Regions from separate parts of the Homo sapiens genome. Here region 1 is linked to region 2. A link is a contact called in ENCODE Hi-C data. All regions are on one chromosome and are shown on one strand. The core of a region is the stretch at or near the end of the contact, and the rest is flanking DNA. Distances in the headings are between cores, read along the strand shown.

The links. A loop is a pair of places that touch in the nucleus more often than their neighbours do. Pooled maps may share reads with other maps.
Region 1: a pooled map shows a loop between it and region 2 (5-fold over the local background). The contact joins the promoter of PIK3CA here to the enhancer-like site in region 2. A Hi-C loop is called at or near these places in 4 of 50 pooled maps.

The regions. Positions count from the first base shown.
Region 1 is chr3:179,146,836-179,149,709 of GRCh38, forward strand. It overlaps PIK3CA (phosphatidylinositol-4,5-bisphosphate 3-kinase catalytic subunit alpha), which reads left to right and starts at 1,522. Exons shown (of 21, transcript NM_006218.4): 1 at 1,522-1,768. It overlaps PIK3CA-DT (PIK3CA divergent transcript), which reads right to left and starts at 1,138. Exons shown (of 3, transcript NR_125401.1): 1 at 1,081-1,138. RefSeq lists enhancers at 237-346, 957-1,076, 1,886-2,385 and silencers at 1,567-2,036, 2,097-2,146.
Region 2 is chr3:177,144,206-177,147,195 of GRCh38, forward strand. The region is part of intron 1 of TBL1XR1 (TBL1X/Y related 1); the gene reads right to left. Among named protein-coding and RNA genes, the nearest start is that of TBL1XR1, 52 kb to the right of the region's middle. RefSeq lists a silencer at 336-630. Within about 2 kb of position 1,371, at least 8 of the 41 ENCODE cell types and tissues checked have a DNase peak (open chromatin) inside an H3K27ac peak, as active enhancers do.

The sequences.
Region 1 (2,874 bases), core at 272-2,771, 2.0 Mb after region 2:
AACACAATTTGGGATATATTGCCTTAAAATTTACTTTGACTAGCAATTCAGTGTTCCTTTTTTAAAAAAATCTGTACTCTGGAGTAACAGTGTTCTAAAACTGTTGAAGAACATTGGTTCGAGAAAAACATTTAGAAACACAAACCCCTGGAATGTGAGATGAAAATCCGAGCTAAAGGGAGAAAAAGGACGAAAGAAAGAAAACACAGAAAAGAAAGAAATACAGTCAAGTGAAACTACGACCACAAAGAGGAACAGATCCATCTCATTTACCATTGGGGTATGGACGGACGTGCGGTGTTCGAGAAGACTGTTATTGGTCAGAGTTTTGCTCTAGAGGACAAGTAGGACTGTAACATCTCTAGGATGGGTCACTTCCCAAGCCCTCTATTACTTAAAAATTCAAGGAGGAACCGATGCTGGAGTACTTGTATCTCAGACTTCTAATCACTGCTCCTACGCTTTTCCAATATTACAACAAAAGACCAGTAGGGGGAGAAAAACGCACAGTACCGAACCCTTATCAGTAGTAATCTCAAAAGTCAACAGATTGATTTACTCTCAAGCAAACAGACTTCTAAGGTACGCAGCACCAAGACACTACCTTGAATCAAATCTATAGCCTATATGACATTTCTGAAGTCTCTGTTGGCATTACGCGAAAAATCCCCCACGTCTTCTGAATAGTTAGAATTGAATCCTACAAGCTGCTTCGAATCAGAATTCGATTTAAAAAAAAAAATGAGGGCATAGCAAAAGGTCTCCACGAAGTGAGTCAAAGGACTGCAGAGGGCTGTGACAGTGCATTCCGCCTTCGGGATGGTATACAACTTAAACCATGTCGGCAGAAGAACGCACAGCAACGCTTTGTAAAAAGCATTCTTTCTATTATAGAATCCATAACCACGCTGGTTAGCCACTGACAGCGGCGGTTAGCCACCGCACCTCCTCTCACCCCCGAACTAATCTCGTTTCCTCTATGGGTGTAAAAGTGAAATAACCCACTTGCTCCCAATATTCCTTTCTATATCTCTACCCCAGCTCGCCTGCTGCTCGTAGAAACAAATATACTACACGTACGCTGTCCTAGGATGACACAACACCCTCACTACTGCAGAAGACGGATCATTAAACAAACGTCAGAAGAGCAGCCCCAACTGTACATAAACTTCGGGCGGAAAAGCAAGACGCAGGCGCAGTAGCACATATTGTTACCCTATTTGCCCACTCCCTGCTCCTCCTCGCCTCAATTTCGCTTCCGCTTCTTTGCGCATCTGCTTCCGGGGGATTGTAGGCTCTGCCCCTCCTCAGCTCTTACCCTCTTCTGCCGGAGGAGGGGGGGGGCCGAGGGGGTGGGGAAGAGTTCGTTGTTTGTTTACACGATGTGAGCGGAAAAAGAGACCAATAAAGTTTATTCTGGAAACAAAAGGAAAAAAAAACAGGGGCGACGGAGAAAGGAGTCGGGGGCGGGGGCGTGTGGCGGGGGCTAGCGAGGAGAGGGAGCGAGAAGTAGAAAGCGGCAGTTCCGGTGCCGCCGCTGCGGCCGCTGAGGTGTCGGGCTGCTGCTGCCGCGGCCGCTGGGACTGGGGCTGGGGCCGCCGGCGAGGCAGGGCTCGGGCCCGGCCGGGCAGCTCCGGAGCGGCGGGGGAGAGGGGCCGGGAGGCGGGGGCCGTGCCGCCCGCTCTCCTCTCCCTCGGCGCCGCCGCCGCCGCCCGCGGGGCTGGGACCCGATGCGGTTAGAGCCGCGGAGCCTGGAAGAGCCCCGAGCGTGAGTAGAGCGCGGACTGGCCGGTAGCGGGTGCGGTGGGAATGGGGACCGGGTGGGTGCCGGAGACTCCCGGGCGCGCCCGCCGTGTTGGGCGGAGGCTACGGGCTGGTCGTCTCCCAGCGTCGGCCCGCGGCGGAGTTCGCCTGCGATCGCCGCACCCTCTCCCTCGCCTGCCTCTGGCCTCTCCTAGCTGCAGAGGCGAGGGCTCGCCGCTCCCTCTCCTTTCTCTCTGGCTGCCGCCTCGCTCTTCCTTTGCTTCTACTCCCAGTTTTGGGGACGGGGCGGCTGGAGGTTGAGGAAGTGCGCCCAGGGCCGCCGCCCCGGCCGCGGTGGCTCTGTCTCCCGCGCCCTGCACGCCCACCCAGCCCGCGGGTGGAGGGGCTGCCGCGAGGACTGCGGCTCAAGGGACGCGGGCGCGAAACCGCGAGCTTTTCTTGAGGGGCTGTCACGCCCGAGGACTCCGGCCCCGCCAGCCTGGCGGCCCTGCGTTTGCCTCTTACTGGGTTTAAATCGCCCGGCAGGGGTATGGAAGGAACACCGCTCCCCTCACCCCCGCCAGCTCCCCTCCCACCCTTCCTTTCGAGGTTGTTTTTTCCTTTTAGCTGAGACAAACGCTTAGATCTTTCATTCATAGACCTGAGACACTGACTCATGTGACTTGTCTCTTTACTAAGTGTATTATGTGATGCCTGTTCCATGGCTCTTAAGTGGCTCGGAAAGGTAGGGTAGGGCCCGGGATTGGGCTATGTAAACACCAGACGTTCAGCCGGCGTGTTTTTGACCTCGGCTCGAGGGGTTTATTTTAGGATGCTAAAGGAATAGTGATGGTGGCCAACCGTGTTACCAGACTTGGGAATCGAAAGCTATTTTTTTATGTCAATAATTGAGACTGTTTACATGGTTAAATAAAGGGTAGGGTAAAGGGAGCGCAACAAGAGGGTCTTTCTAGAAAACAGTCTGCATATTCTTTAATGAATTAGAGTTGTGATTTCATCTTGGTGAAGCTTCCTCATTCCAGCACTGCGCCTTTGTGCACATGCAGGACCTGGGTTTTCGGAACGATGTTTTGAATCATAGTTTGTGTGGCCGGGGAGAACCCCTTAGAA
Region 2 (2,990 bases), core at 121-2,620:
ACTGCACTCCAGCCTGGGAAACAAGAGCAAAACTCCGTCTCAAAAAAAAACACAAAGTGACATATTCACAGCATAAATTTTTGACTCATGGCACTGACAAAGAAAGAGGCAGTTACTAAGTACAACATTAAAGAATCGTTCTCCATCTTAAGCCAAGGTTAGAAAACGTTTTTCTGTAAAGGGCCAGATAGTAATTCTTCCAAGGCCAAAGGTCTCTGTTGCAACTACTCAACTGTGTAGTTGTGAAGTGAAAGCAGCCATAACCTGGCCGGGCGCGGTGGCTCACGCCTGTAATCCCAGCACTTTGGGAGGCCAAGGCGGGTGGATCATGAGGTCAGGAGATCGAGACCATCCTGGCTAGCACAGTGAAACCCCATCTCTACTTTAGAAAAAAAAAAATTGGCTGGGTGTGGTAGCGGGTGCCTGTAGTTCCAGCTACTCAGAGGCTGAGGCAGGAGAATGGCGTGAACCCAGGAGGCGGAGCTTGCAGTGCGCCGAGATTGCACCACTGCACTCCAGCCTGGGCGACAGAGGGAGACTCCGTCCCAAAAAAAAAGAAAAAAAGAAAAAGAAAGCAGCCATAACCTACACATAAATTAATCAATGTGGCTGTATTTCAATAAAACTTTACACATGAAAATTTGAATTTCATGTAATTTTTAACTTGTCACAAAATAATATCATTCTTTTTTGATCTTCTTTATTCAATTATTTTAAATTATGGAAAACATTTTTAACTTGTGGATCACAAAAAAACAGGCTGGCCACATTTGGCCTGCAGACTGCAGTTTGCCAACCCCTGCTCTAAAGCTTTAAAACCAAAACTCAAATGCACAGGCTGATTTTGTTGACTGTTTAATTATAACTTCAAGTGGTACCAGGCAAGCTTAACGAACAGGAACCTAGTGGTTATCAAACTGGTTTGTCTGCAGGAACCTTGGAAAGTCCCTAAAACCGTAACATAAAGACATTCCACTATAATCCTATGTGATCTACACCAGAGGTATGAAAACTACAACCGGAGGCAAATCTGACCCACTGTGTTTTAGTAAATAAAGTTTTAATTGAACAGAAAAGCTCATTTATGTACTATTTATGGCTGCTTTAGCACTACAATGGCAGCACTGCATTGTTTTTTTCAGTGACTGTATATCTGGCTCCCTATAGAAAAAGTCTGCTAACTCCTAACCTGGGTAAACAAATATGTATGGAATACAGAGACCTGACAAGGGGGACATAAGCCACCAAGATAGAAAAATAACAGCCTCTCAAAGTTCGCAGACCCTCTAGAATAAAGGCAGTAAGGCAAGGTATCCTTTAGACAAAGCTCTATAATTACATCACAAGTACTGTGATTTCCCTCTTGGCTTTCCACAAAGATCAACAGCCCCTTACTAAGGTAACCATGTACTTGAAAAGTGAAACACCCAGACCTTTCTGGGACTATAAAAGCTAACTCTTAAATCTCTAAAAGACCCAGATAGCACCAATGTGGCACATTTGTCAGAAAGAGGAATGACAGTGGTCAAATAATAAAGTTTTGGTCAAAAGTCCATTTATCAGAGTAGATTAACCCTCCCAATTTATTGGTTATCTTCTCCAGGTGTTGAACATATAGTTGCAAAGGGCAGTCTTAGTTTTCCAACAGACAAAATTCCCATACTGATGCCATGACAGGTGGAGTTGCAGGGTAGTTTTTATCAGGAAGTCTGATGGAGATCCCAGGAGCTCTCCCTCCAAACAAAAGTAATTTGCATTCCTGAAAGAATTGTCAAAGAACTGAAAGATGCAAGGATTGCAATTCCTAGCAGGTACCTACTTAATACAACTGTCTGGCTAATACAGAAAACAAATATTTTTAGAGGATGACTGTGTTTTAATCTTAATGACTACAAGGAAGAGCTGGTATTCATATGTGATCTGCTTAGTTCAGTACCTGATATGCAGCTATCATTCTGGCAAAGGTTTCTCTATCTCTACAAACAGAATTTCAGAAGCAATTTGCTTTCATTTGGCTTGTACAGCAGTACATCTTCACTATACTGCCTCAGGTTAAGTCAGTTTTCTGGCTTTCATATGATATGCTTTGTTTGTTTTGAGATGGGAGTTTTGCTCTTGTTGCCCACGCTGGAGTGCAATGGCGTGATCTCGGCTCACTGCAACCTTTGCCTCCCGGGTTCAAGTGATTCTCCTGCCTCAGGCTCCCGAGTAGCTGGGACTACAGGCATCCGTCACCATGCCCAGGTAATTTTTTGTATTTTTAGTAGAGATGGGGGTTTCACCATGTTGGCCAGGCTGGTCTCGAACCCAGGAGGCGGAGGTTGTGGTAAGCCAAGATCACGCCACTGCACTCCAGCCTGGGCAGCTGAGCGAGACTCCATCTCAAAAAAAAAAAAAAAAAAGTTGTATTCACTACTACTTTTACCAAGATCATCAGAAAAATTCTAAATAACAGGAAGCTATCAAGCTCACAGTATCTAATAATTTTCCAAAACCCAAACTATCACGTGAAATCTCAGATTTTATCACTGGCAACAAATACCGTCCGTTGTTTTCCTTAAAGTAAAAGCTCACTTTGTTTGAGAAAATATCTCTAAAATGCTCATGTCAGAATCACCATAGTGAGTCACTGTTTCAAGCGAAAATTAAAGAAGGCTGGTTCTGCTCATAACTCAAATAATGCCCAAGAGTTTTCCCTCTGAAACCATCATACTTTTGCATTCACAAGTATTTTATGAACATTTCCCATTTCATCACAAAGACCATTAAAATGATTCAGATTCAGATCATGATTTTTTTAGATTAATACTTTTTACTGCTTCATCAAGGAGATTCCTAAGACTTTTTTTTTTTTTTTAAGAGATGTAGTCTTACTCTATCACCCAGCCTGGAGTGCAATGGCGTGATTTTGGCTCACTGCAGCCTCAACCTCCTGGACTCAAGGGATCACCACAGCTCAGCCTCCTAAGTAGCTGGGACTACAGGCACGC